Regions from separate parts of the Homo sapiens genome. Here region 2 is linked to region 1. A link is an interaction called in ENCODE POLR2A ChIA-PET data of the cell type or tissue named here. Cell type or tissue: Caco-2. All regions are shown on one strand. Each heading gives the region's core, and the rest is flanking DNA. Links, peaks and the distances in the headings are about the cores only.

Region 1 (15,406 bases), core at 7,407-15,406:
GTGTCTCTAATGAGCTCTTTTGTAGCATTTTCATCAGGGAAATGCTGGGGATCAGATCCATCCTAGGAAAGATCATTCTAGCTGCAGCATAGAGTGGGAAGGCTGGAGGGCATAAGATTGGGGATATGGGAAAAAGTGAGAGACTGTTGGCAGAAATTCAAGCAAAAAAAAAATTGAAAGGCAGACTGAAGACAGGGGCTGTTGACATATAAAGGAGGGCAAATTTGACAGCTATTTAAGGTTATTTTACCTTTAGACAGACATTGGTGATCAATGTGATACATGAGGTGACAGTCCACCGGAAGACACACTGATAGTCTCCCCAGATTTCATCCCCAGAAACTCCCTGACTAAATCATCACGGGTCACCTGAAGCAGTCTCTGACAGTTTTTGGAAGACCAGAGGTAGAATTTCAGGAGCCTGATTCCAGATAAAGCCACAATTATGCAGCAATGTTATGTTCCTGAACCATCAAAGACATATAAGGGATGCCTGAGTTTTACTAGGAGCTCCTGGCTCATTATTTCCTATTTTCCCATCCCCTCTGCCCTTCAAGGGAGCAACAAAAAAGCAAGAACCAGTGAAAAACTTAAAACTGTGTTCGTTTTTTCCCTAATCTATTCTAGTCCAACTTATTCTCCCACTGTTGAAACAAATATTTCTAACACAGATAAGGGACATCGTATTGCTGGGGGATTCCCTACACAGATGTCCACCACCAGGGCCCAGCTCAAGGAAGCAAGTTCTACTGAAAGCAATTACCCATTTGATAATAGGATTTACAGCAACCAAGATTTCCTTCCTGGCTTGCAGACACTTCTTCCGAAGGCGCTGGCTCCCTGTGATGCTAAGATCCAGTCTCTATAGACTTCAGAAACTTAGCCAAACTACAAAGCCCTCCAGAATCTATTCTCTAAACTCAGCCACTTAGCCAGTGACCTACTCAGGCCAGACACTGGCTTTGGTAAGCAAAACAGGGCTGGTGACCAATGTAGGGAGTGACATGTTCCTCAACAGTTTCAGGCCTGGACATCTGCATTGCAGGCTGATGCTTAGCGTAAAAAAATGAGGAATGCTAGAGCCCCCATAAGAAAAGAAACTCAAGGAAGCATCACTGTCCTTTCAGTGTCACTAGGGACAGAAAAGATATGTAGGTAAGTGTGGAAGTGAAGAAACTGCAATCTCATTTGGAGTGATGGTCAGGGTAAGGTAGCAGGAGTAGGTAGTATAACCAGCAGAAAGATCCTTTTGACCCCTGAGAAAATCAGAGTCTAGGTCAGTAGCTGACCCCAGGTCTCTTCACCACTCAGGTGGGTCCCCAGACAGTAAAGATGGTAAACTTCCAAGGGCAAAGATGAGATCAGCGACTCCGCTGAATAGTGGTCCCCAGGAGACAATTGTCTAAATCACTTCAAGTACACACAGCCTTTTGTACGGATTTTAAACTTGGGATTCCTTGGCATTGCACATGATTTTGTGTTTGTATATGAGCAATTGTACATTTTTCTACAGAGGTCTATATCTGTTATCAGATTTTGGAGACTCAAAAAGAAAAAGATTAGATCTCTTACTTGACTGCACGATCCAATATGGTTGCACTAGCACGTTTCAGGTGGACAGTGGCTACTGTATAGTGCAGATATGGAACATTTCCATCATCACAGAGACTGTTATTGGACAGTGCTGCCTTAGAGACGTGGGCTGCAGGACTTCCACAAGAAGGCCTGGATATCAGACACCAGCATTCAAATTTCTTCCCAGTGCTGTGGAATGTGGTAGACCCTTGGAAGTCCAGTATCTGAACATGCTGGTCACCACCGTATACTAGTGACCAGAGGATGCCTTTCTTCAGCTGCTTGGCATTCTGCCAGCATGAATTCCTAGCACGGGAAAGATGGCAGGTGATCTGAATTACTTGGGGTTATGGTGTATTTGAGTGACCTCACTATATTTGGGAAGGCGCTGGAAAAACACGAAAAGAATGTTAGAAAGGGCTGGAATAAAACTACAGGAGTCCCCTCTTTATCCACGGTTTTGTTTCCCAGTTTTAACTACTCATCATCAACCACGATTTGAAAATATTAAATGGGAAAATTACAGAAATAAACAGTTCATTTATTACATACTATTCTGAGTAGCATGATGAAGCCTTGTGCCATCTCGCTGTGTCGTGCCAGCACCTGAATCATCTCTTTGTGCATAAAAGCAAAACTACCGACTGCCCAGTTCTAGTGCTTCCAGTTACACCTCTGCCCAAAGTCCTTCACTGGAGGAAGAGAAATTTCTCTTCTCTCTGCCAGAGAGAAACAGGAAGGGAGGAAGAGCCACACAATTGAAATCAAGTCAAGGCAAGCACCACAGGTTCTTGTCATTTGTGCTTAGCGGACTTAGCTGATGGAAATCGGCAAAGATCATCCCAAAGCTCACACAACTCCCTGCCTGCTCTCTCTCTCTTCCAAGGTCTGGAAAAGGAAGTGGCAGCTGAGTTGCGGGGGTGGGTGGCGGTGGGAAGGTATTATTATTCAACCACTTTTTAACTCTTATATTGTCATATTATTGTGTTAGGAGCTTCATACGCATTAATCCTAACATTCACAACAATACTGTAAAATAGATATTGTTACCCTTATTTAACACCGATGATATTCTAGGGCTCAAAGAGGTGGTATGACTTGCCCGGCAAGATCTTGGACTTGAAAGTCTGAGGCTTCCATTCTCCACCACAATTTACGTTTATTCACGGGCATCCATTGTTTCAGACTCATGACAACCGTGTAAAGTAGCACGGAGTAGGTAAGTGATTTGCCCAAGGGCACACAGCAAGGGAGAGGTTGTAATCTTTAATGATAATTTGTTTCTTTTTTTCTTAAAGGGGACTTTTTTTTCTCCTGTACCACCAAGCCAGTACATCTATGTCCTCCCAGAAAATATTTATTACCTCTTGTAGCAAGGGTGAAGATATTGAATACAACACAGAGGCTGAGAAATGTTACCTCCCTAGACCCAGGGTGGAGTGAGCAGGCAGGTGTAATGCAAGAAATAACTTTCACATTTTCTCCTTGGAGATAAGAACAAGGTCTAAAAATCAGGTTTGAGATTTTGTAGCCTTTCGGCTTGTAAGTGTCATGAAATTTCCCTATCAGCCTCATCTACTAGCTCCCTGGGTCTCTCTCTCTCTCTTTCTCTTTTTCCCCACCTCCCCACTCTGCCCATAGGGAGTTGACCTTCACAGTTGCCTTTCAGTAGTCAACATGCCAGGATGCCTCCAGTCTGGGGGAAAATGCTTCCTCATTTGCTTCTCCCAGCCCACCTCAAGCAGTCTCCCCACCCCTTGAGTCTCAGCAGTGTTAAAGCTGTTACTTTCACAGCTTCCTGGGAGCGAGTGCTTTCTCAAGCCCGTCTTGCAAGGTGGGTCCTTTTTTGTTTTTGGCAGAAGGGAGGGACAGTGAAATGTGCTCTGAGTAGGGACGGTTATGCAAAAGCAAGTAGGAGGAGGAAGCCAAGAGGGGAGTTGGTGAGTCAGAGGAGAAAAGCGCATGGCCCGGCTAGCAGTGAGCCTCTCAAAAGCAGCAGGGAAGCCCAAGCCACAAGGTAAGAAGAGAATTTCTGTGTACGACTCCAATGCAGAGCCATTACCCAGAGCTGCTGGAGCAAGAGTATCAGATAACCTCTGGCAGCTAAGCTAGAGATTACAGTGGCGAAGGCGGTTTGCGCAGAGGGGATAAATCAGATCACCTGGGGAATTTTCTGGGTAAAATAAAACACAAGCTGCTTACCAGCAGCCCCCAAGCCCCACTAGCTCTATCCCTAAATGGGTCCAAAAGAGCCCAGAGAGCAGATCAGGCTGTTCTGATGTATATTTTGTAGATGGTCCCCTGGTGCCAACTGACTCGTTCAGATCCTGGCTTTGGAGCTCAAATTTCTGTACTTCCTGCAGCTTCTCCTCTGTTTTCTGCTGGGGAGTGGAAGACAGGAGGTGCAAGGAGCTGTAGGTTTTCTCTAGCTCAGGAGAGGGACAGTGTGATCATTGAAAATTCTCAGCCCTGGGATCCCCAAAACCTGGGTTCTGATCCAGAAAAGGCTATTTATACCGGATGAGCCAGTCAATTAAAGTTTAGTTTATTTATTCTGAAAAATGAAGAAATGTCTCATCACTGTCTAAAATATCTAACCGATCAGTATCATAATTGCAGCTAAAAGGGCTTTAAAAATGTGGAACACCACGCACATGTGCAATATGATTAAGTTATGGTGCCAACATATCAGCTATGGTAGAAGATACGTCTATCTTGCATGGCCTTGGACAAGTATGAAACTTCTAATTGGAATTGAAATACTTTTCTATGTGTAAAATAAATGTAATATTGTCGATGAAAAGAGTCAGACTCTGTGACATATTTGAAGAGATTTATTCTGAGCCAAATATGAGTGACCATGGCCGGTGACACAGCCCTCAGGAGGTCCTGAGAACATGTGTCTAAGGTGGTCGGGGTGCAGCTTGGTTTTATACACTTTAGGGAGACATGAGACTTCAATCAAATACATTTAAGAAATACATCTAGCCAGGCGCGATGGCTCGCGCCTGTAATCCCAGCACTTTGGGAAGCTGAGGCAGGTGGATCACCTGAGGCCAGGAGTTCAAGACCAGCCCGGCCAACATGGCGAAACCCTGTCTGTACTAAAAATACCAAAAAAATTAGCTGGGCATGGTGGCAGGCACCTGTAATCCCAGCTACTCAGGAGGCTGAGGCAGGAGAATCGCTTGAAACCGGGAGGCTGCAGTGAGCCGAGATCCTGCCATTGCACTCTAGCCTGGGCAACAAGAGCAAAACTCCATCTCAAAAAAGAAAAAAGAAAAGAAAAAAGTACGGGTCTGTCGCCCAGGCTGGAGTGCAGTGGTGCGATCTCGGCTCACTGCAACTGAGAGGAAGCCTTCAGATAGCAGGCTTCAGAGAGAATAGGTTGTAAAATGTTTCTTATCAGACTTAAGGTCTGTGTTGGTGTTAATGCTGGAGAGGTATGATGAGGCATGTTAGATCCCCACTTCTTGTCATGGCCTGAAACAGTCTCTCAGGTTAAATTTTAAAAAGACCCCTGGCTGGGCACAGTGGCTCATGGGTGTAATCACAGCACTATTAGGAGACTGAGGTCACTTGAGGTCAGGAGTTCGAGACCTGCCTGGCCAACATGGCAAAACCATGTCTGTACTAAAAATACAAAAAATTAGCCAGGTCACTCGGGAGGCTGAGGCAGGAGAAGCGCTTGAACCTGAGGAGTCGAGGTTGCAGTGAGCTGAGATCGTGCCACTGCACTCCAGCCTGGACAACAGAGCAAGACTTCATTTCAAAAAAAAAAAAAAAAAAAAGAGTCCTGGCTGAGGAGGAAGTCCTTTCAGATGGTTGGGGGGCCTTAGAATTTTATTTTTGGTTTATAATATCTTGCTCAATCTTCCTTTCTGGGTCTCATATAGTAAAAAAAAAAACACTGTACAAATATATGTTCACTTGTCATTTGTTGAAAGATGTTCCTTGAGCACCTACTATGTGCCATGCACTGTCCTTGGCACTAGTGACACAGCCCTGGCGGGACCCAGGTCCAATCCTCCTGACACTGTCTAGGAAGAGTTTGTTATATGGACACCCTTTACCCAGGTGCCTAGCTTCAGAGGTTTTCCAGGTCTTCAGGCTGCTTGTGAGGATGCCAGTTTCCCCAATCCAACCCCATTCTCTCTCTCTTTGCTCAAGGTATCTTCTGCTGTATCTAATTTCTACTTGTAAGGGGCATAATCTCATGGGAAGTGTAAGTTAGGAATGCATCCAGTGGCTGGAACCCAGACTTCTTAAATTAGTATCTATCTGGTTTTTTTCCCCCTCAGAATTTCCCATTTTGTCTCTACGAGGCTACATGGTACCGATTTGGGGGACATCTATAATTCAGCCCACTCTAATCAGCTGCTGCTTGAGGTCACCCATCTGGCACCTTCGTGGTTCCTGTGCCAAACATAGATTCTCCCTTCTCACCACCCTTTGGTGGCGTTTTCAAGTTCCTAAGGTTCTCTTGACTCCTCAGAAATGGCTGTCCTTTGTGTTTTAAGATGATACCGTTCACCCATCGTTGGGGCAACATTTTTTTAAATTAATTTTTTGGGGTGGTGATGATGGAATGTGCTGAGTTTGGGTTTTTTGTTTTGTTTTTGTTTTTTGTTTTTTTTTTTTTGCTTTTGCTTTGTTAGCCTAGTAACTGAGCTGATTCAAGCAAGGTAGCCTATCACCCAGCAATGAGGCTTTTATTTTTTAAATGTTTTCTAAAACTAATTTTCATACAGGAAGAGAAAAATAATTTCCCTCCTGGTTTTAATTAATGCATGCTTGGTATAGTAACTGTTTTTTGGACCAAGGGTTACTGTGCCATACTGCATCTAACCCATGCCTCTGACTTTATTAGTAGCTTGGTCCAAGTAACTGAGACGGCATGGGTAATGTGCTCACTGTTCCATGCAATCACCTAAATTTTAGTCACTGATGCTGAAGAGTGTCCGTGTGCATTTCAGAAAAGGATACTTATGTTTCATTCTCTTGAAGGAGCTCCTTTAGTTTTCTGCTTTCTAGCAATTACTGTGCCTCTTCCCATGCTCATCTATTTTTTTTTTTTTTTTTTTTTTTTTTTTTTTGAGACCAAGTTTCGCTCTGTTGACCAGGCTGGAGTGCAGCGGTGTGATCTTGATCAGGAGATCAAGCCCACACTCATCTATTTACTCACTTACTCATTTATTTAGCAAGTGTTTAATGAGCCGAGCCCTGATCATTTGTAGAATTGTTATGTACGTGTAAGTAAGATAAGATACAGCCTTTCCCTTAAGCTATAGTGGCCCAGAGAAAAGAGAGGCACCCATACAGGCTTTTACTGTCAAAAGGGATGGCTGCTAACAGAAGGTCTGGGAAACAAATTAATCTCAAGAGGGGGCTGGGCGCGGTGCTTCACACCTGTGATCCCAGCACTTTGGCAGGCCGAGGCGGGAGAATCACCTGAGGTCAGGGGTTCGAGACCAGCCTGACCAACATGGCGAATCCCCATTTCCACTAGAAATACAAAAATTAGCTGGGCGTGGCTGTAATCCCAGCTCCTGGGGAGGCTGAGGCAGGAGAATCGCTTGAATCTAGGAGGCAGAGGTTGCGGTGAGCTGAGATCATGCCACTGCACTCCAGCCTGGGCGACAGAGCAAGACTCTGTCTAAAAAATAAAATTAAAAAAAAAAAGTCTCAGGAGAAAGAGACAGAACTTCTTTCAGGGAGAAGGCAGGCTCTCCCTTTCAGGGAGAAGGCAGGTTAGATTCTTGAAGGAATAGTAGCTGTCCTGCAAAAATCTCAGGGCTTTTAAATAACAGGGCAAGTTTGGAAGAACTGAAAGTCGGGAGCCTAAGGCACTAAAACAGAAGGGAGTGACAGGAAATCAAGACCAGGCCATGAAGGACCCCAGGTGCGAGGTGTGGGGATGTTTATTTAATCCCATATACACTGGAAATTTATTGAAGGATTTTTAAGCAGGAAGTTGATAGACTTATGCTTTAAAAAGATATTTTGGCCAGGTGCGGTGGCTCACACCTGTAATCCCAGCACTTTGGGAGGCCAAGGCTGGAAGGTGGCTTGAGGTCAGGAGTTTGACACCAGCCTGGGCAATATAGTGAGGGCCAGTCTCTAGTAAAAAATGAAAAAATTATCTGGGTGTGATTGGACACACCTGTGATCCCAGCTACTGGGGAGGCTGAGACAGGAGGATCGAAAATCACTTGAGCCCAGGAGTTCAAGGCTGCAGTGAGCTATGATCATGCCACTGTACTCCACCCTGGGCAACAGAGTGAGACCCCCGACTCTAAAAAAGGAAAAAAAAGATTTTGGGCCAGGCGTGGTGGCTCACACCTGTAATCCCAGCACTTTGGGAGGCCGAGGCAGGTGGATCACTTGAGGTTAGGAGTTTGAGACCAGCCTGGCCAACATGGCGAAACCCTGTCTCTACTAAAAACACAAAAATTAGCTGGGCACGGTGGTGGGCACCTGTAATCCCAGCCACCTGGGAGGCTGAGGCACAGGAATCACTTGAACCCAGGAGGCAGAAGTTGCAGTGAGCTGAGATCACTGACAGAGTGAGACTCTGTCCCAAAAGAATAAATAGTAATTTAAAAAAAATGAAAAAGGTAGTTTTTGGCAGCAGTGGGTCATGGGGAGATGCTGAGAGACAGAAGAGAAAGGTCGATGTCAAAGGCCACCCTAGACACAAACAGCTGGGAATTCTGGCAATGGGAGAGTGGGATTCGAGGACACTATTGAAGAGTCTCCTTCCATGAAGCGCCCTGGTGACTCGCATCACCTCGCTTCTGCCAGGGCCCAGGAGCATCTGCCTCTGCTGCTCATTACAGTCTTCAGAAATGAGTTTTGCCCAAGACACATCCTAAAGTATCCCCTGGCTCTCTGGTCAGCCCATTGTGTGTCGTCTAGATCCAGATGTGTCTTGGGGCTCAGTGACAAGGGATGGGACTTGCTTCACAAAAGCTACGCTTTCTACCCAGGGCAAGTGCTCACAGAAAGAAAAAGAAGTCAGAGGATTTCCATGGGAGTTCCTGAGAACCGTGGACAACTAACACCTGGGAACAACTGGGGGCAGTTAGGAGGCCCAGCTCCAGCTTGGGGAGGAAACGGGCTTCAGGCCAGCAGCAGTTGGCAGGCAAGGAGGGTCCAGAGTCACCAAGCCCCGCACAGGACACAGAACTGGCCCCAAGCAGGATGGAGGGAGGGAGGGTGTCACTTTGAAAGGTCTATTCTCCTAATCCCTAGGAAATGTTAGCTTTTTCCTAATTATAAGCCCTGCTTATAAAATTCTATCACCATTTCCTTATAACTGTATACAGGATAAGTTCTTCTCATTTTCCTCTCTTTTTGGTTTTGCTCCATTGCTTCCTATTTTTGTTCCAAACTTTTTCTCATACTCACATTGCCCTTAGGAGAAGCTCTTTTGCTAAAGTCACCTCTTCAGTCTTTGCGGGGAGGGAGGACATCCTTGGGCCAAGATCAGTAATAGCTTAGTTTCTAATCATTTTCCTCTTGCACTCAAGTTTTAAGAACTAGCAGCACATCTTAGCTGGTCCTGTTGTTTTTTTTTTTTTTTTTGAGATGGAGTCTCGCTCTGTCGCCCAGGCTGGAGTGCAGTGGCGCGATCTCGGCTCACTGCAAGCTCTGCCTCCTGGGTTCACGCCGTTCTCCTGCTTCAGCCTCCCGAGTAGCTGGGACTATAGGTGCCCGCCACCACGCCTGGCTAATTTTTTGTATTTTTAGTAGAGACGGGGTTTCACCGTGTTAGCCAGGATGGTCTCGATCTCCTGACCTCGTGATCCACCCACCTTGGCCTCCCAAAGTGCTGGGATTACAGACGTGAGCCACCATGCCCGGCCTAGCTGGTCCTGTTCTAATCTGCAGGGCTAAGACTACAGGGCAGGAATTACCAGTCATTGACATTTTCTGCCGTACAGCAAGTGATTTTCAGCCATGATGATGAGATGATCCTCATTGGATCTTTTTGGCACATCCAGAGGAAAAGCACTGTTATTATGAATGGAAGATAAGGGGTTTTTCTGCTATTGCCACCCAAGGTTTGGCTTGAGTCATTACATACTTCCCAGAAGGTTCAGGGGACTTCCAAGGAAAACCCACGAGCTGGCAAAGCATGCTTTCCCTTCAGGAAGAAAGCTATAAATGCCAAGAGTCTCCTTTGTGGCTACCCAATTTCTCTCCTAAAATCTACTCTCACAGGTCTCTGGAGCCCTGGACGTAGAGAATAGTTTCTGATCAGTATGAAGGCTACCTTCATACATGTGTGATCTTACATACATGTGTGACGGTGTGTGAACATAAAGGTCATCACTGAAGCACTTGAAATGGCAAAAGATTGGAAACAACTCATAAGCCCATCCATCAATGAGGAAACTGATTAAATAAACTGTGGTTAATCCATATAATACTTCTTCGAAGCAACAATGAATGAGGAACTACTTTACGAACTGCCCTGGAATGCTCCCTAAGACATATTGACAACTAAAAATAAAGGGCAGCACAGAACAGATAACTTGAAATTTTTTTTTGATTTTTTTTTGCATTTTAAAGAGGAAAAAAATTAAGAACACATACACATTTGAATGTTCTTGTGTACACATAAAGCAACTGAAAAGACACATTAAAAATGAACTCAGGCCAGGCACAGTGGCTCATGCCTATATAATCCCAGCACTTTGGGAGGCTGAGGCGGGCAGACAACTTGAGGTCAGGAGTTCGAGACCAGCCTGGCTAACATGGTGAAACCTCGTTTCTACTAAAAATACAAAAATTAGCCGGGCGTGGTGGTGTGCGCCTGTAGTCTCACCTACTCAGGGGGCTGAGGCAGGAGAATCACTTGAACCCGGGAGGCAGAGGTTTCAGTCAACCGAGATCGCGCCAGTGTGTACTGCAGCCTGGGCAACAGAGCAAGACTCTGTCTCAAAAAAAAAAAAAAACAAAAAAAAAAACGTAGTTGCTATGTGCGGCAAGTTGAGAAATGGGCAGGTGAGGTCAGGTGCTGGAAGTAGACTTTTCACTGTACATTGATGACAAAACACCAGCTAGCAGATAAATAGCAGCTGTCAGTACGTAAAAAAGAGGGGACTGATTTGTCAGCTAGTAAAATTCTTAGGTTTTCTTTCCTCTGGAAAAATACTATGACCCCTTTAAAGATATGTCATTACCCATGTTTACAAATAGCTCTAGAAGTTTCCTAATTTCTGACTACAGGCCTCCCTCACAGGCACAAGCGCTTGTCATAAGATTTCCCCTCCAGGCTGGGCATGGGGGCTCACACTTGTAATCCCTGCATTTTTGGGAGGCTGAGGCAGGCGGATCACAAGGTCAGGAGATCAAGACCATCCCAGTCAACATGGTGAAGCCCCATCTCTACTAAAATACAAAAAATTAGCTGAGCCTGGTGGCACGTGCCTATAGTCCCAGCTACTCAGGAGGCTGAGGCAGGGGAATCACTTGAACCTGGGAGGAGGAGGTTGCAGTGAGCTGAGATCAGGCCACTGCACTTCAGCCTGGTGACAGAGCAAGACCCCATCTCAAAAAAAAAAAAAAAAAGATTTCCCCTCCCCAGTGACATATGTTAAAAGCCTGGGGTGTGTCAGGCTGGCTGCAGGCTGGCAGGCACTCCTTTCCCTCCTGCATACAGAATCTGAGAAAACGCTTGTTTTAAATTCTGAGTCTGTAGAAACTTTTCAAAATAATTTGAATCATGTGACTATTACCTATTAAAAACTTTTTAGGCTGAGCACGGTGGCTCATGCCTGTAATCCTAGCACTTTGGGAGGCTGAGGCAGGAAGATTGTTTGAGGCCAAGAGTTCAAGATCTGACTGGGCAACATTTCTTTCTTTTTTTTTTTTTTTTTTTCTTTTTTGAGATGGAGTTTTGCTCTTGTTGCCCAGGCTAGAGTGCAATGGCACAATCTCGGCTCACTGCAATCTCTGCCTTTCTGATTCAAGTGATTCTCCTACCTCAGCCTCCCACGTAGCTGGGATTACAGGCACCAGCCAACACGTCCAGCTAATTTTTGTATTTTTAGCAGAGGCAGGCATTCACCATGTTGGCCAGGCTGGTCTCAAACTCCTGACCTCATATGATCCACCCGCCTCGGCCTCCAAAAGTGTTGGGACTACAGGCATGAGCCACTGTGCTCAGCCATGAGCAACATTTCAAGACCTTGTCTCTGCAAAAATAAATAAATAAATAATAAAAACTTTTTAAATAATTGGTATAAGACCTGCCACCACAAAAACAGCTGACCCCCAAATCCAGCCCCACTTACCATCTGGAAATCTAGCCTCTATTTTTTACTAAAGCTGGAAGGGAGAATTTCTTGTGTACATGGTGATATACAAATGAACACCTTACTACTACTATGAATATTTTACAATGTGCAATAGCTATTCTCTCTCCCAATAGTTATTTATGTCAGAAGGTCACCCAGAATGACAAAGTCATGTGGGAAGGAGGTTAAAATATCCTTTGGAATAACATTCTAGCATACCACTGGGAACCGTGGTCCTTTCACACGAAGCAAGCCCTGATTGCAAAATGTTGCCATCAGTCAGTATGAGACAGTACGAATCACAAAGTGAGACCCTTTCTCTAGATATTTACTGTCTATCAACTGGAAAACCATCTTAATATACTTATTTTTTGTTTTATTTTGTTATATTTGTGGGTTTTTTTGGAGATGGAGTCTCAGCCTTTCACCCAGGCTGGAGTGCAGTGGCGCGATCTCGGCTTACTACAACCTCTGTCTCCCAGGTTCAGACGATTCCCCTGCCTCAGCCTCCCAAGTAGCTGGGACTATAGGCGTGTGCCAACACACTCAGCTAATTTTTGCATTTTTAGTAGAGACAGGGTTTTGCCATGTTGGCCAGGCTGGTCTCAAATTCCTGACCTCAAGTGATCTGCCCAGCTCAGTCTCCCAAAGTGCTGGGATTACAGGCATGAGCCACTGCACCTGGCCTTAATATACTTATTTTGTTGGACCAAGATACTTTACTATCACCTACAAAAAACATTTTGAAAATAAATATCTAAATTCTTGATGGGATGGCACTCCCTAGGGTTGTGTGATACACACTTGCCCAACTGCACTGAGCTGCCTTGAGTAGGTTGTCCCACGTAATCAAGTATGCCTCAAGCAGCAGTGTGGGAGTCATGGGCCACAAGTGTCCCCAGTGAGAGTGATACAGTTCTGAGATCTGTAGCACTTAGGTTGGCTTGCCACACTTTCTTAGAGTTGGCAGGTAAGGAGACACTAATAGCTCAAATAACTCTAATTCAGCTCAAATAGATTCAGATAGTTTATTACCTACACAGATACAAGGTCGACATTGGATCAACTCCCCATGGCCTTGGTCCCATGGGATGACACCAAATCAGAAGGATTTGCTATCTAGGGCAAGGTGAGAAATGGGCAGGTGAGGTCAGGTGCTAGACGTAGACTTTTCACTCTACACTGATGGCAAAACACCAGCTAGCAGATAAATAGATGACAGGCACCATGAGCACCTGGCTCTGCCTTTGAGGAGACAATTCCAACTAAAGCCAAGCAGTTGCACAGCCTGCAGCCCTATCTTTTGAGGGACTGGAGTGGAAAGTCCTGTGCTTAACTGCAGTGAGGGAGGGAGATGAGACACAGTCTTGGTTGCAGTCTCCCTTATGATGGAGGGATGGCTAAGCAGTGGCTTCGAGGCAGTTCTTCACTAGGTAGCTTATCTCCCTCTGTCTCTGCAGGAATCACAAGCCATTCCTCCAAGACTTGAGTCAGACTGAGGTGACGCCTCCCCTGGGTGGCCTGTCTGAAGACATCCTTGTCATCAGGGCACCATGATGGAGACATTTCCTTATGTTGATTAAATATGGTTGAGTTCAGATATTTTTGGTAAACCAATGGGCAACGTGGCTTGGTTTAGAAAGACCAGGAAGGAGGAATTAAAGACCCTGAAGGAGAACATATCAACACACTAAGTGTAAGGGACAGGAAATGATTTGGAGAAGGACTGGTGCCATTGTTGGCACGAATCCTCTGGCTTTCCATGTTGCTCCTTGGTAGGGGGTCAGAGAGCAGGTGGCTTTGGCCAGAAGGGGAATAGAAGGCAAACAATAAAACAGCAGCCCAACTCCACCCTTTCTGTTTGTTCCTTAAAGGTCTTCCACTTCAGCACAATGCTACTGCCTAAAAAAATGAAGCTCCTGCTGTTTCTGGTTTCCCAGATGGCCATCTTGGCTCTATTCTTCCACATGTACAGCCACAACATCAGCTCCCTGTCTATGAAGGCACAGCCCGAGCGCATGCACGTGCTGGTTCTGTCTTCCTGGCGCTCTGGCTCTTCTTTTGTGGGGCAGCTTTTTGGGCAGCACCCAGATGTTTTCTACCTGATGGAGCCCGCCTGGCACGTGTGGATGACCTTCAAGCAGAGCACCGCCTGGATGCTGCACATGGCTGTGCGGGATCTGATACGGGCCGTCTTCTTGTGCGACATGAGCGTCTTTGATGCCTACATGGAACCTGGTCCCCGGAGACAGTCCAGCCTCTTTCAGTGGGAGAACAGCCGGGCCCTGTGTTCTGCACCTGCCTGTGACATCATCCCACAAGATGAAATCATCCCCCGGGCTCACTGCAGGCTCCTGTGCAGTCAACAGCCCTTTGAGGTGGTGGAGAAGGCCTGCCGCTCCTACAGCCACGTGGTGCTCAAGGAGGTGCGCTTCTTCAACCTGCAGTCCCTCTACCCGCTGCTGAAAGACCCCTCCCTCAACCTGCATATCGTGCACCTGGTCCGGGACCCCCGGGCCGTGTTCCGTTCCCGAGAACGCACAAAGGGAGATCTCATGATTGACAGTCGCATTGTGATGGGGCAGCATGAGCAAAAACTCAAGAAGGAGGACCAACCCTACTATGTGATGCAGGTCATCTGCCAAAGCCAGCTGGAGATCTACAAGACCATCCAGTCCTTGCCCAAGGCCCTGCAGGAACGCTACCTGCTTGTGCGCTATGAGGACCTGGCTCGAGCCCCTGTGGCCCAGACTTCCCGAATGTATGAATTCGTGGGATTGGAATTCTTGCCCCATCTTCAGACCTGGGTGCATAACATCACCCGAGGCAAGGGCATGGGTGACCACGCTTTCCACACAAATGCCAGGGATGCCCTTAATGTCTCCCAGGCTTGGCGCTGGTCTTTGCCCTATGAAAAGGTTTCTCGACTTCAGAAAGCCTGTGGCGATGCCATGAATTTGCTGGGCTACCGCCACGTCAGATCTGAACAAGAACAGAGAAACCTGTTGCTGGATCTTCTGTCTACCTGGACTGTCCCTGAGCAAATCCACTAAGAGGGTTGAGAAGGCTTTGCTGCCACCTGGTGTCAGCCTCAGTCACTTTCTCTGAATGCTTCTGAGCCTTGCCTACATCTCTGAGCCTTAACTACATGTCTGTGGGTATCACACTGAGTGTGAGTTGTGTCCACACGTGCTCAAGCAGAAGGACTTTTGTGTCCATGCTTGTGTCTAGAAAACAGACTGGGGAACCTTATGTGAGCAGCACATCCCACCAGTGAAACAGGGTATTGCTCTTCTTCTTTTCTTGATCTTCCTGTCTGGGCAGACTTCAGAGACTTTGTGGCCTGGAGGCCTATTAAGCACGACACAGTATCAGTGGAATTGATCCATAAACCTCCCTGTCCACATCTTGCCCAATGGGGAATGGATCTTTCACCAAAGAGCTCACCAGCATTTTCCACAGAGATGCAAATTCTGAGCCCTTGGAGTTCCCAGTGGATTCAAGGAAGGAAGTGGGAACAAGGT
Region 2 (15,406 bases), core at 3,696-11,695, 97 kb after region 1:
TTCAGAACAGGGCTTTGCTCAATAAAGATTTGTGGAAGGTCCTAGAATTTGGCCCCATCCTCTCCACTCTGGGAAGAAAGGCTTCAGGGGTCACAGTAGCACTTCTGTGGGTTGGAGGTTGATGTCTTGTCACCCCCACCCTCTTCTTTTTCCTTCTACTCACTCATCACTTCTTAATCCTCTTGAGTCTTAGCTCTAAAAGTTAGAATTCCCTAGGGACTCTGCCTAAGGCCTCTTCTCCATTCTACTTTCCTCCTTTCTCTACTCCCACAGAGCATCTCCAGCCCAATCCTCTCCCCATATTTCAGACTCATATATTCAACTGCAACTAGACATCTACACTTGGATGAATTATAGCCATCTCAAATTTACCATGTCCAAAATGGAACTCTCTAATTTCCCCGCAAATCTGGTTCTGTCCAGTCTCCCCCGTCTCAGTGAAAAACCCCACCATTCACCTGGTCACTCCTCCCCTCCCCTCATTTCCCCACATCTGATCCATACTGTAAATTCTTCCCCAAAACTACAACCTGGATCTGTCAACTTGTCACTGTCTCCATGGCCACCGTCACCCTCACCTGGACTCCTTCAGCAGCAGCTTTGTAACTCATCTCTTCCCTCTACTCTGGGCCTCCATCATCCACCCTCCTCACAGAAGCCAGAGTGGTCTTTCAAAAATATCAATCAGAAAGGTTTACTCTCCTCCTCAAAATCTTCAATGTTCTCCCATTGTTTAGAATAAAAATGCACACTGTCGTCTACACCATCTGCCTGGTCCACTTCTCCAGCCTCAATTCATGCCCACCAACTCTACTCCCAGGGACCTCCTTGTCCAGCTCCCGCGTTCCTCAACCTTCTCTCTTTCTGGGACATTTTCTCAGCCTTCTTGTCATCCAGAACTCAATTCAAACGACATCTTCCCAGGTCTATATGAGGAAACCTGCCCTTCCCATTAAACTTTAGACACTGTCTTCTTTGTTTACTACCTGTTTTCCCTTTTCCTGACACACTAGAATGCAATCACCCTGCAAGCAAATTTTCCACTATATCTCCAGTACCTGCTAAAGCAGGTGCTCATACATATTTGCTGAAAGAATTAATTACCAGATGGCAATTGTATATATTTTGTAATATCCTTACTTGGCAGAATTAAAAGCTGCCAATTTTGTGTAAGTCCCCATTTTAAAAAACAGGGCTATTTGTAAGCCCAGGACTATTGTGATAGATGAACTGGCTGCAAGCCCCTTACAACATAGGTGTTATAAGGAAAACAGGAGAAGGGAGAAAGAGGGACAGTGGATGGGTGGAGGGAGAAGTGGAAGGTGGGTGACTGGGTGGATGTGTGGGTAGGTTAGTGGCCAGATGGATGGATGAATGGGTGAGTGGATGAATGGTGGATGGGTGGATGCGTGGGTGGGTGGCTGGATGGGTGAGTGGGTGGATGAATGGGTGGATGGATGGGTGAGTTGGTAGATGGGTGGGTGAGTGGGTGGGTGGATGGGTGGATGAGTGAATGGGTGGGTGGATGGATGGTGGATGGGTGGGTGAGAGTGGATGGTTAGGTGAGTGGGTGGATGGATGGGCAGGTGAGTGGGTGAGTGGGCGGATGGTAGATGGGTGGGTGGATGGGTGGGTGAGTGGGTGGATGGGTGGATGGATGGATGGAGGGTGGGTGGGTGGGCGGATGGGCAGGTGAGTGGGCGGGTAGATGGGTGGTGGATGGGTGGGTGAGTGGGTGGATAGATGGATGGATGGGTGGATGGTTAGATGGGTAGGTGAGTAGGTGGATAGGTGGATAGACGGGTGTATGGATGGGTGAGTGGTTGAATGGGTGGATGGTTGGACGGGTGGGTGAGTGGGTGGATGGGTGGATGGATGGTGGATGGGTGGGTGAGTGGGTGGATGGGTGGGTGAGTGGGTGGATGGGTGGGTGAATGGATGAGCGGGTAGTGGGTGATTGGGTGAATGAATGAGTGTCTGGCTGAGTGAGTGAGAGGATGGGTACCTCTGGGAAGGTAAATCCAAGTTGCAGTGTAAGTTGAGCCAGGGGAGGTGGCCACAGTTGGCTCCCTTAGGCCGCCCACCTCGTGGGGTCACCAAGGGGTTACTTCGGGGCAGAAAGGTGCGGCTGTGGGTCGCCCCGCCCGGGTTTCCAGCAGCAGCACCCCAGCCCCCACCCAGCACACAGGCACCCCTCCCGCCCGGGCCCCAGACGCGCTCAGGCCGCCCCCTGAGGGCGCCCGTTCTCAGGTGAGCTCCCGGACTAGCGCGCATGCGCACAGGTGAGTGCCCGCCCCGCCCCCGGGCTTGGCCACCTGCCCAAGAAACTTGTTGGTTGTTGCCCTCAGGTCGCTCCCGGGCGGGGACACGGAACCCGGCCATGGAAGATCCGTCGGGGGCTCGCGAGCCCCGGGCCCGGCCGAGAGAGCGGGACCCGGGACGGCGCCCCCACCCAGACCAAGGCCGCACCCACGATCGACCGCGGGACCGACCCGGGGACCCGCGCAGGAAGCGAAGCAGCGACGGGAACCGGCGAAGGGACGGGGACCGGGACCCGGAGAGAGACCAGGAGAGGGACGGGAACCGCGACCGGAACCGGGACCGGGAGAGGGAGAGAGAGAGGGAAAGAGACCCGGACCGAGGCCCCCGCCGGGACACACACAGGGACGCGGGCCCTCGCGCAGGTGAACACGGAGTTTGGGAAAAACCGCGCCAAAGCCGGACGCGGGACGGAGCCCGGGGACTGACCTGGGACGCAGCCGCGCCTCCTGGGCCCGCGCCCTGGGAAGCCCCGGAGCCGCCGCAGCCGCAGAGGAAGGGAGACCCCGGGCGCCGCAGACCCGAAAGGTGAGAGGGGCCGGGGCGCTGCGACCTCCGCGCCGGGGACACCTGTGGCCCAGGCCGGCCCGCGAGGCCCTGGCGTCCCCGGGTTCTCGTCCTAGGAGCCCGTTTAAATGAACAAATGCCGTTTCTCCCTTCTGCGCTCTCAGAGGCGACCTGGCAGGGAAGGAAAACTTTAGGGTTCCCCCTTCTCGTGGCCTGAACCCAACTAACAAAGCAAAAACCACCCCTGTGAGCAGTGGCTGGGCTGGAGGACCTGGAGAAGAGAAAGAGAGGCCCCGGGACCCGAGAGGGAGGGGTGGGAGGAGACCAGGCGGGTGGGGTTCACCCCAGGCTCCTCCCCGGCCCGGCCCGCATGGTCACAGGACTGCGCCTTGGGGTTCAGACCCTTGTCCCGTGTTCCAGAGCCAGCCCTTCCCGACTCCAAAGTCCCCTTCCTTGTGGCCGGGCCGCCCACTTGGGAAGCCCGATGAAGAGTTAATAGTTTAATGTGTTACCCCTCCCAGGAATAGGTGCCTTCAGAAACAGGTGGGCCGGCGCGGTGGCTCATGCCTGTAATCCCAACACTTTGGGAGGCCGAGGCGGGCGGATCACCTGAGGCCAGGAGTTCGAGACCAGCCTGGCCAACATGGTGAAACCCCGTCTTTACTAAAAATACAAAAACTTAGCCAGGCGTGATGGCAGATGCCTGTAATCCCAGCTACTTGGGAGGCTGAGGAGGGAGAATCGCTTGAACCCGGGAGGCGGAGGTTGCAGTGAGCCGAGATCGCACCACTGCACTCCAGCCTGGGCGACAAAGCGAGACTCCGTCTCAAAAAAAAAAAAAAAAGTCAGATGGGAGACGCTACATTTTTAACCAAAGAACAAAGTCTACGTAAAATTCTCCCACTGAAGGGTACAGGTTTGTTTTCCCTTTTGCCAGTGAGGTCTCTCTAGGCAGCGTCATTCGAATCCCACGGCTGCTTGAGACCGCACCCTCCTAATGAAAAAACTTTGCCATCTCTGCCTTGCACAGAATTCCCATAGGCCCCTTGTAAGGAGAAAGGTTCAGGGTGTACTGGAAGACTCTGTGAGCTAGGGGAGGGTGGGGGGGGAAGGGAAGACAAGAGGGGACCTGGTCCCCACACCGCCTCCTAGGGACCTGGTGTTTTTTCCATCCATTGAATACCCAGATAATGTGCCCCACACGGTGAACTGTGAGCAGATGGGATATCTCCCCTGCCAGCTCCAACAGGAGACAGGTCCGAGGTGACGACTGCTTCTGGTTTTTGACACCTGGCCTCTCCTCTAGGGAGGAGTCAGGCTCCCCTCTCCCAGGGACTTGGAGGCTGAGTCCAGTCTGTCTCCCTGCTATGTCCACACAGCGGGAGAGCTCCTATCCTGAGTTTATGTTACATTATCTAAAACTAACTAGCATAACAAAGGGTGCGCCCAGATACAGTCAAAGCTTCGCCCAGGGAAACAGCTGTTGTTTCCCTGACTAAAGCCCATTGCACTTGCAACTGCAGGACCTGGGAGAATTCAGAGCTGCATTTTTAGGTTTCTTTAAAAACCACTGTCCGAGCCGGACGCGGTGGCTCACACCTGTAATCCCAGAACTTTGGGAGGCCGAAGCGGGCAGATCATTGGAGGTAAGGAGTTCGAGACCAGCCTGGCCAACACTGCGAAACCCCATCTCTACTAAACATACAAAAAAATTAGCAGAGCGCGGTGGCGCACGCCTGTAATCTCAGCTACTCGGGAGGCTGAGGTGGGAGGACTGCTTGAACCTGGGAGGCGGAGGTTGCAGTGAGCTGAGATCTCGACACTGCACTCCAGCCTGGGTGACAGAGTGAGACTCCATCTCAAAACAAAAAAAAAAAAAGGAAGACTGAGGAGGAAGAGGAAAGGTGTCCCAAGGAGAAGAATAGCTTCTGTAGTAACCCAGAGGCATGGAAAAGCAGTCATCTTTTGAGGGGAAGGGGGTAGTTCAGTATGGCTGGGTCTGCGAGCATGAGGTTGTGAGTGTAGAGAGATGAACAGGGGCCTCCTGTGCATGCTAAAAGTTTGAAAAATTTCAAACCTAAGAGAGACATGATGTTCTAGAAAGACTGTGGGAGCCTGGCAAGTAGAATGCAGCCCCCTGTTGAATCTTGGACAAAGCCCAGGATGTGCTGCATAAAGCAAGGAGAGAAGGGACAGAAAATGCTAGGGCTGCCAGAGGAGGAAATGATGTGATGATGTCAAAATCCGTGGTCTGCAGCTCCCATGCTCCTGGAGAGTTATTGCTGACTCAACACTTTCCAAAGTAACAAAGGGAGGAAGAGAATGCCTGCCTGGGCATCAGAGTCATGTGAATGCAAACTGGTTTTGAAGAGGCCTGGTGCATGCTGAACTGAGAACTTGCACTCACAGGAAGGCAGCTCGCAGCTACCTGGTGAGACAGCTCCCAGGGGCAGACAAACCATCAGCGGTACCAATCACAGCATCTGTCACGTGGTTAGTGGAGCTGGGCCAAGTATTTGGATGTCCCGTGGGGCCACTAAACCAGAGAATTCTCTGGAGTTTAAAATACCGGGACAAATTCTATTTCTGTTCTGCTAATATTTGGGCCCAGCACGAGGAGTCAAGAGTTCTAATCCTGAACGCTATTGAATGAGACACCCCCTAATGACCATGTATGCTTTTTGGTTATAGTGAACCCCCTTCGGAGAGATATCTGCCCTCGACCCCCAGGCCTGGACGAGAGGAGGTGGAATATTACCAGTCAGAGGCGGAAGGACTCCTGGAATGCCACAAATGCAAATACTTGTGCACTGGGAGAGGTGAGCCGTTTTGCAGGCTGTTTGATCATTTACTGTCACTGGTGGTTCTGGAAGGGATGGTCTGAGCTGGTGAAGCAAAAATTTAAGCAGATTCCCTTGTGGGTTCCTAGCATTTTCATTTCTGTACTTGTGAGGTTCTTGTTTTCTTAAAAAAAAAAAAAAAAAAAAAGGAGGAACGTCTCAAAAGTGCTGCTAGATTTCCTGTGCTTCTCCTTAAACATGCCCTGGGTTTGCAAAGGCAAGCAGCCATGTTTGCAGCTTTCAGACTCCAGGTGGAAGTGCAGAGGCCTGTAGGTGGAACTGGCTATGAGCTGCCAGCTGTCAGAGGAGGGATCTTCTGGCGAGGCAGCTGAATTAACAGAGAGGGAAAGTCACCTGGCGTGGGCAGCCAAGTTGCAGCACCTGTTCTCCTTGAAGATCTGACGCCCAACATTTGATCAATGGCTTTTAAACTTTATTGACTGAGGCCAGGCACAGTGGCTCATGCCTGTAATCTCAGCACTTTGGAAGGCCCAGGAGGGAGGATCACTTGAGCCCAGGAGTTTGAGACCAACTTGGGCAACATAGCAATACCCCATCTCTAGTTTAAAAAAAAAAAAAAAAGGGAAAAAGGCTGGCGTAGTGGCTTACGCCTGTAATCCCAGCACTCTGGGAGGTCAAGGTGGGTGGATCACTTGAGGTCAGGGGTTCGAGACCAGCCTGGCCAACGTGGTGAGGAGGAGAATTGCTTGAACCTGGGAGGAGGAGGTTGCAGTGAGCAGAGATCACGTCACTGCACTCCAGCCTGGGTGACAGAGTAAGACTCCATCTCAAAAATATTAAAAATTTAAAAAATTTTTAAAATAATAAGGCCAGGCACGATGGCTCACGCCTGTAATCCCAGCACTTTGGGAGGCCAAGGTGGGTGGATCACCTGAGGTCGGGAGTTCAAGACCAGCCTGACTAACATGGAGAAACCCTGTCTCTACTAAAAATATAAAATTAGCCGGGGTGGTGGCTCATGCCTGTAATCCCAGCTACTTAGGAGGCTAAGGCAGGAGAATCGCTTGAACCCGGGAGGCGGAGGTTGCAGTGAGCCAAGATTTCGCCATTGCACTCTAGCCTGGGCAACAAGAGCGAAACTACGTCTTAAAAAAAAAAACAAAAATAATAAAATATATGTATATATATATATACACACACATAATATATTCACAAGGTTGTTACGTATATACATTTTTTACATTAAGACCGAGTTCACACACACACAGAAACAAAAATGTTGTGAAACCATACTGACCCTATTATATACCAAATATTCTGATATTTTCTATCCCGTTCATTAAGAACAAAATCATTTTTTAAAAACCATAGTTATTTAGGACCCACAGTCTGAAAAACACTTCCAGCCTATCATGTATCCACCCCAAATGTGGCGTCCCCAGGTTCCCATTCTAGCGGTCTTGGCCTTGCCAGCAATGAAGAAAATCTGGTTTGTCTGGGTGAGAGCTTATAGTTCACATGATTTGGTGAGAAATAGTTCTTGGTTTACTATGACTAAGGGAGAAAACGTTCCAGCCTAAGGGAGAGAACTTATGGAGCTCATACCTGAAAATGTAATCTCAGGATAATTCCAAAGATGCATATGATTATAGGATTATAGGAACTTTGAGGAAAGTGCTCTAGGCAATGCAGGTACAAGGATCATTACTCTAGTTGCAGATATTGGCACAACCTCACAGCCTGTAATTCTGTCAGCAGCTCCTGAGCTTCAGAGAAGTACAGTAAGATATCCAGAGGACTGTGTTCTTAATGAGAGAAAAAAACAAAAGTTATGAAGATACAAATAAAGTTCAGGAAAAAATATAATATTCACAGTGATTTTTTTAAATTGGTTGTATTACAGGCAATTGTTACATTGCATGTTTTCTTAACTCTACATTTTCTTTTTTTGTTGTTGTTATAAGTAAGTATAACTGTCTTTTTTTTTTTGAGAGTCTTGCTCTGTAGCCCAGGCTGGAGTGCAGTGGCATGATCTCGGCTCACTGCAACCTCTGCCTCCCGGGTGCCAGTTGAAGCAATTCTCCTGCCTCAGCCTCCCGAGTGGCTGGGAGGTAGCGCGTGCCACCATGCCCAGCTAATTGTTGTATTTTTAGTAGAGACAGGGTTTTACCATGTTGGCCAGGCCGGTCTTGAACTCCTGACCTCGTGATCTGCCCGCCTTGGCCTCCCAAAGTGCTAGGATTACAGGCATGAGCCACCACGCCTGGCCATATAACTTTCATAAATAAAATGGTGACAGAGTGAGACCCTGTCTGTAAAAAAAAGAAAGAAAACAATAATGTTGTTTGCATTCTGGGGGAAAATTATACAGTGTAAAGATCGCACTTGAGAGAGCATCATCATTTCATTTAGACAATGTGTAGCTGTGGTTTCATGAATAGACCAACTGGAACCAGGCATTAAATCTGGTTATCAAACATCAGGCAGGATGTTGACAGGCCGACGTTGGCAGCATGTACAATTTCCAGCTCAGCAGCACCCAGCTTATATGATGTTGAGCAAAAGAAACCACACACACAAAAGGACATAACCGTATTATTCCATTAACATGATATTCTAGAAAAGGCAGAACTAGTTTCTAACCTTCTTTCCTTTCATACAACACAAGGCAGAACTAGTTTCTAATGAGAGAGGGCTGATCAGTGGTTTGCTGACAAGGAAAGTGAGGGATTGACTGCAAAGCGTCACTAAGGAAATTTCTAGGCTAATGAGAATGTTCTGTGTCTTGATTATGGTTACATGGTACATAAATTTGTCAAAACGCATCAAGCTGTAAGCTTAATGTGGGTCATTTTGTTGCATATAAGTTATATTTCACTAACGTTGATTTTAAGGAAAGCAGCCAGTTTTCTTTGTCCAAGATAAAGAAGCCAAGGGACCGGGAAGAATCCAGCTCTGGGAAAATATCACAGCCCAGATACACTCTTTAGGGAACTAAATAAAACAGCATTAAACTTTAAGACATACTTATAAGTTAAAGTCTAAGAACAATAAAACAACTTTTTAATTCAGTAAGCATTAAGGGTTTAATTAACTTAATTTTTCCTATTTCTTTTTTTTTTTATTTTTTATTTATTTATTTATCTTTTTTTTGAGGCAGAGCCTCACTCTGTCACCCAGGCTGGGGTACAGTGGTGCAATCTCAGCTCACTGCAAACTCCGCCTCCTGGGTTCAAGCGATTCTTCCACCTCAGCCTCCTGAGGAGCTGAGATTACAGGCATGCACCACCACACCTGGCTAATTTTTGTATTTTTAGTAGAGACAGGGTTTCACCATGTTGGCCAGGCTGGTCTAGAACTCGTGACCGCAGGTGATCTGCCTGCCTCGGCCTCCCAAAATGCTGGGATTACAGGCGTGAGCCACCGCGCCTGGCCAATTTTTCTTATTTCTAATACACGAACCACAGTTAACATTTTGATGTATAACTTCCACGCTTTTTTTCTGAATTATTATATTGTTTAAGCTCTGTGATTTTCTTCAAACTTGGAGAACTCTCCCCTTACAAATTGTATTCACCACAGAACATATATAAAGAGGAGATAACGACCAGTGCAGTGGCTCACGCCTGTAATCCCAGCACTTTGGGAGGCCAAGGCAGGAGGATCGCCTGAAGCAAGGAATTTGAGACCAGCCTAGGCAACACAGCAAGACCTTTATCACGAGAAAATACAAAAATTAGCCAGGCCCAGGTTCATGCATTTGTAGTCCCAGCTATGTGGGAGGCTGAGGCAGGATGATTGCTTGAGCCTGGGAGGTCAAGGCTATAGTGAGCTGTGATTGTGCCACTGTACTCCAGCCTAGGTGACAGAGACCTTGTCTCAAAAAAGAAGAGACAACTTGTTTAGTTTTTTGTGTTGTTGTTTGTGTTTGCTTTTGTTTTTTGAGACGGAGTGTCGCCCAGGCTAGAATGCAGTGGCGCGATCTCAGTTCACTGTAACCTCCACCTCTCGGGTTCAAGTGATTCTCCTACCTCAGCCTCCCAAGTAGCTGGGACTACAGGTGCTTACCACCATGCCTGGCTAATTTTTGTATTTTTTAGTAAAGACAGGGTACCACCATGTTGGCCAGGCTGGTCTCAAACTCCTGACCTCAAATGATCCACCTGCCTTGGCCTCCCAAAGTGCTGGGATTACAGGCGTGAGCCACCATACCCAGTCTTTTTTTTTTTTTTTTTTTTAAATTAGAGATGGGGTATCACTATGTTGCCCAGGTTAGTCTCAAACTCCTGGGCTCAAGCAGCCCTCCCACCTTGGCTTCCCAATGTGCTGGGATTACAGGCGTGAGCCACCTCGCCCGGCCTTGTTTCATCTTTCTGGTGGTGGGAGGTGGAATGTTCTTGCCCTTCCATCCAGGATGGCTTTGTTCCTGCTCACTGGCCTGATCTCTCCCATCATCCTCCTGCCGCTCTCTCAGGGCACACCGCTTTGCTCTTTTGAGAGTCACCCCTCTGAGTCCATAGTATTTCTGGCACCATTTCTGGAGACCACAGTTCCCTACTGCCCCCTAGTTTTAATCGCGCTGCTTTGGCCTCGGGTCTTCCACAGGGCCAGAAGCCTTCAGGGGTCTGAGCCCTGCGCGGAAGGTGGGCCTCAGGTGGAAGAGTCTCCTGGTGCCAAACAGCATCACTCAAAAATGGTAACACCCTTTTTTTGCAGCCTGCTGCCAAATGCTGGAGGTTCTCCTGAACTTGCTGATCCTGGCCTGCAGCTCTGTGTCTTACAGTTCCACAGGGGGCTACACGGGCATCACCAGCTTGGGGGGCATTTACTACTATCAGTTCGGAGGGGCTTACAGTGGCTTTGATGGTGCTGACGGGGAGAAGGCCCAGCAACTGGATGTCCAGTTCTACCAGCTAAAGCTGCCCATGGTCACTGTGGCAATGGCCTGTAGTGGAGCCCTCACAGCCCTCTGCTGCCTCTTCGTTGCCATGGGTGTCCTGCGGGTCCCGTGGCATTGTCCACTGTTGCTGGTGACCGAAGGCTTGTTGGACATGCTCATCGCGGGGGGGTACATCCCGGCCTTGTACTTCTACTTCCACTACCTCTCTGCTGCCTATGGCTCTCCTGTGTGTAAAGAGAGGCAGGCGCTGTACCAAAGCAAAGGCTACAGCGGTTTCGGCTGCAGTTTCCACGGAGCAGATATAGGAGCTGGAATCTTTGCTGCCCTGGGCATTGTGGTCTTTGCCCTGGGGGCTGTCCTGGCCATAAAGGGCTACCGAAAAGTTAGGAAGCTAAAAGAGAAGCCAGCAGAAATGTTTGAATTTTAAGGGTTTCTAAAACGCTCTGACAGATGCAAGTGGTGGTGGAAGGTAGTCTGAGCCACTGCCTTTCCCAAGAATCCCTTGTTGTGGAAGTTTCCAGTGCTGGAAAAGCAGCGAGCCAGCGTTGGTGTGGTGGGCGGAGCTCCCAGTCGCATGGAGCGGTGTTCATGGATGCAACAGACCCTGGCTTCTGGAGTCCTCTGTGAGTGAGGGACCAATCAAAATTATTTTTCAAAAAGCAAAAAAATGGCCGGCCTCGGCGGCTCACACCTGTAACCCCAGCACTTTGGGAGGCTGAGGTGGGTGGATCACTTGAGGTCAGGAGCTCGAGACCAGCTTGGCCAACATGGTGAGCCCCCGTCTCTACTAAAATACAAAAAAATTAGCCAGGCGTGGTGGCGGGCGCCTGTAATCCCAGCTACTTGGGAGGCTGAGGCAGGAGAATCGCTTGAATCTGGGAGGCGGAGATTGCAGTGAGCCGAGATCCCGCCACTGCACTCCAGCCCAGGTGACAGAGCGAGACTCCATCTCAAAAAAAAAAAAAAGCAAAAAAACTGGACCCCAAGAGCCACAAGGAAAAAGCATGTACTACAACAGAGTGCACCTCTTCATTCAGTAAAGGGAGGTCACCAAGAGAATTTGATGAACCTTACCTTCAAAGTTCCTGGGCACAGTGGCTCACACCTGTAATCCCAGAGCTTTGGGAGGCTGAGGTAGGAGGATTGCTTGAACCCAGGAGTTCAAGTTTGCAGTGCGCTATGATTGTCCCACTACACTCTAGCCTGAGCAACAGACCAAGACCGTATTGCCAAAATACCAAAAAAAAAAAAAGTTCATGGAGAGCCACATAGACATGAGACCACACTTCAGCCTGAATTTTTCTAAAACACAGTTGTCTCAAGCAGATTACTCCACACGTTTTTCCACACTGAACTCTCCAGTCCTTCCACTTCCTTAATTCTGCAAATGGAGGGGGTGGGGACTCTTGGGAAACTACTCCTGTAAAATTGAAGTTGGAGGTAGGCGTGGGCTGAGGAAAGAGGAATCAGATTAATTCTCTGGGTTGCAAAGAGGCTATTCTGCAAGCCCCTTACAGTGGCCCTGAAAGCTCAATAAGTGTTTTGTACCTCTTGTAAATGTGCCATTGTGTGAAGCATTAAACCCAACATCTAGAATTCAGGATTCATCCAGAATAAAAGGATGTAAAATCTTTCCCAACAGAAGAGTGTTACTTTTGGTCAGACAACTTCATGGGTTCTTACTGCACATTAAATTATGACTTATGGAACATTGCAATATATTCTCGGTCCTTAAGTTATGACTTATGGAACATTACAATATATTCTCGGTCCAAGTGAGTAAGTTCTTTGCTTTATGTGAATCCAATAAAAAATCCAAAGAATTTTAATTTGGAGTTGATGTCCTCTTTACAATACATTTATAATATTCTCTTAAATACAGACAATTTTTCACATTTAAAAGGTGAGTTCCATTTGAGTTTAGAAAAGGAAATATATATATACATGCTTGTATATGATTGGAAAATTTCTTGAAGAATAACATCAGAAAGTATTAAGTTTTGCTTTTGAAGAGAAGGGGACTTTTCATTTATACATGGCTTGACTGCACATGTATTAATTTTAGAAAAATAAAAAGTAAAAAAGTTGACTTGCTCTCCTCAGTTTTTTTCAGGACCACATTTAAAGTTCAAAGGCAGGTATGGATATATAGTTAAGCAGATTATTAAATGATCAGCCACAAAAACAGCCTCACCCAGAAAGACTTTTTTTATTTTTTTATTTCTTATTTTTGAGACAGGATCTGGCTCTGTCACCCAGGCTGGAGTGCAGTGGTGGGATCTCAGCTTACTGCAACCTCTGCCTCCCAGGCTTAAGCTGTCCTCCCACCTTAGCCTCCCGAGTCACTGGAACTACAGGCCCGTGCCACTGTGCCTGGCTAATTTGTTTATTTTTAGTAGAGATGGGGTTTCACCATGTTGCCCAGGCTCATCTCGAACTCCTGGGCTCAAGTGATCCACCCACCTCAGCCTCCCAAAGTGCTGGGATTATAGGCGTGAGCCACCACGCCAGACCCAGAAAGACGTTATTTACAACAAAGATCTCATGTCGTTTCAGGATCTCTGCTTCCCTCTACCAAACCCTCTGCTGTCTTTCCGGAGACGTGTCCCATCCCACCATAGAGATAAACTGCTAGCTCTGCTCGCCACCCTTTTCCCCTTCCCCTGCCCCATGTGTCTTTCTGCACTAAAAGCATGCTTGGAAATACTTGAGCCTGCCTTGATATTGATAGCTAAGCCAGGCCAACCCTGGCTGGAACCTGGGATAATATTCCCTGGCCATATTCCTTCAACAGTCCGAATATCATTGGACCCAGCAGAAGACCATTATTCCTGTCAGTTGGCGCAGTCAACAGGTGATTGACAAGATCTAGATTTATTCCATTGTAGCCTAACAGATAGATGCTGCCTGGGTTTTGAATCCGTCCCAGAGGAATTTCAGTATTTTCAGTATAGTATTTCTGTTTTCCTTCAGGGGGCGAAATATTAACGTCCATGAAGAAGGAAAACCAAGGGAGAGAAAGGTGTAGGGTCCACTAACCCCCATGAATTAAAATGATGTCTGGGTCAATTCACTTGCTCTGCTGTAGGGAGAGTGTAAACCAGCAGCTTACTGTGCCGGAGTGATGAGTGGGCAGTTTTAGTCTGACGTTATTTTCAGTTTTAAATTAGAGGAATGTAACTTCTCAACTATCAGAGCCCTCAACTACTATGTCCCTGTGGACCGCTAGGAATTTGTGTGGGCCCAGCAGGAGATAGGATTAGCAAGCTGAGTAGCTGTTGCCTAAGTACTTTAGAGTCTTTCACTGCCCTGATTATAAACATCATGGTACCCCCTAGTGTGTTAGAGGGTTGTCCTGATTTCTGGGAAACCACACTCTTCTTAAATTTATCCCATTCTTTATTATGTTTCTCACCAATCCCCTTCCATTTTGGAAACATTACTGAGTAGCGTCACTATCCATTTGTACATTATTTTATTTTTAGAGTATTTTCACATACTTGCTTTTTTGTTGTTGTTGTTAACTTCCCACAGTATCACACGGTTGCTTTCATTTGAGCCTCCCCACATCCCTGTGGGTGAAGATTGGCAGACTTAGCTTCATTTGTCATATTGTCTGAGGCTTAGAAGGACTGAATGGCTTGGCCAAGATGACAAGGCAGTAAAAAGCGGGGACTTGAACCTGGTGGTCCTGCTCTCGGTTCATTTGTATTTCTCTTCATGCTCATCCCTGAACACCACGGGAATGGCAGGAGACCCTCTCCCAGAAGGACACCTAAGAAGGATTTGGGGCCTCTGTCAGTAACAAATAAAAGCTGACCTCGGACAAGAAGATCTTCAGTCTGTTGGCCTGTTGGCTTCCTCTGCCTCGTGCCATTTGTGGGTTCCTTTCAGTCCAAATATCTATCAGTAAGGTCCTGGTTGAATAGACAAATCCATCCATACAATGAAGTCGAAGGCCACTTAACAAAATGTGGCTCCTCTTGTAGGAACTGATCTGAAAACATCTGGAAGATACAGTAAATGAAAAAATCAAGATGCAGAACAGTGTACATGGTACACTTACTTTTGTGGAAAAATGCAGGGAAGGGAATGAAATGCAGATTTAAATGTGCTTTTTATTTGCATAAAGGAACACTGGACAATTATATTGAAACCAATGAAAGCGGTTGGCAACATTGAAGAGACGGTATGAGTGAAATTTCTCAGTTTATATCTTATGTCATTTCAATTTTTTAGAAACTTTTCGTTTTGAAATATAGATTTGCAAGAAGTCACAAAAACAGTGCAGAGTACTCCTGTGTATCCTTAACCCAGTTTTCTCCAATGATAATATACTGCATAACTAGTACAATATCAAGACCAGGAAAGTCACAATCTACAGAGCTCATTTAGGTTTCCCCCTTTTACCTGCACACATATGTATGTGTTTGTAGTTCTAAGCCGTTTTATCTCATGTGTAGATTTGTGTGAGCAGCACCATGATGCAATCCAGAACTGTTCCCTCACCCTGGACATCCCTGTGCTAAGTCTTCATAGTCACATCCATCTTCTTCCTTCCTCCCCCATCCCTACTCATTCCTGTCCCCTGTTGATCACCAATCTGGGCTTCTCTATAATTTTGTCCTTTTGAGACTGTTACATACATGAAATCACACGGTATGTAACTTTTTCAGACTGGTTCTTTTTTTTTTTTTTTTTTTTTTTTTTTTGAGACAGAGTTTCACTCTTGTCGCCCAGGCTAGAATACAATGGCGCAATCTCGGCTCATTGCAACCTCTGCCTTCCGGGTTCAAGTAATTCTCATGCCTCAGCCTTCCAAGTGGGTGGGATTACAGGCGCCTGCCACCACACCTGGCTAATTTTGTATTTTTAGTAG

The links. Peaks named below come from ENCODE experiments on the same cell type or tissue, not always from the same donor. Only the 100,000 strongest peaks of a DNase experiment are listed, where the experiment ranks them.
Region 2: POLR2A ChIA-PET joins it to region 1 with 12 read pairs; 3 of 35 experiments call an interaction of 5 or more read pairs at or near these places.

The regions. Positions count from the first base shown.
Region 1 is chr16:71,522,904-71,538,309 of GRCh38, forward strand. CHST4 (carbohydrate sulfotransferase 4) reads left to right here and starts at 3,523. Exons shown (of 2, transcript NM_001166395.2): 1 at 3,523-3,592; 2 at 13,757-15,406. The coding sequence starts at 13,775. The coding sequence ends at 14,935. RefSeq lists an enhancer at 3,156-3,766 and silencers at 14,783-15,077, 14,926-14,995. In Caco-2, for the core only: a CTCF peak has its summit at 14,980 (motif pointing left); a DNase peak (open chromatin) is centred at 14,958.
Region 2 is chr16:71,623,850-71,639,255 of GRCh38, forward strand. It overlaps MARVELD3 (MARVEL domain containing 3), which reads left to right and starts at 2,335. Exons shown (of 3, transcript NM_052858.6): 1 at 2,335-2,847; 2 at 5,518-5,645; 3 at 10,344-12,616. The coding sequence starts at 2,381. The coding sequence ends at 10,954. LOC124903711 (a long non-coding RNA gene) reads right to left here. Exons shown (of 2, transcript XR_007065108.1): 2 at 13,986-14,534. RefSeq lists a silencer at 3,156-3,205 and an enhancer at 13,635-14,186. In Caco-2, for the core only: no CTCF peak of the experiment used is centred there; a DNase peak (open chromatin) is centred at 7,091; H3K4me3 peaks cover 204 bases.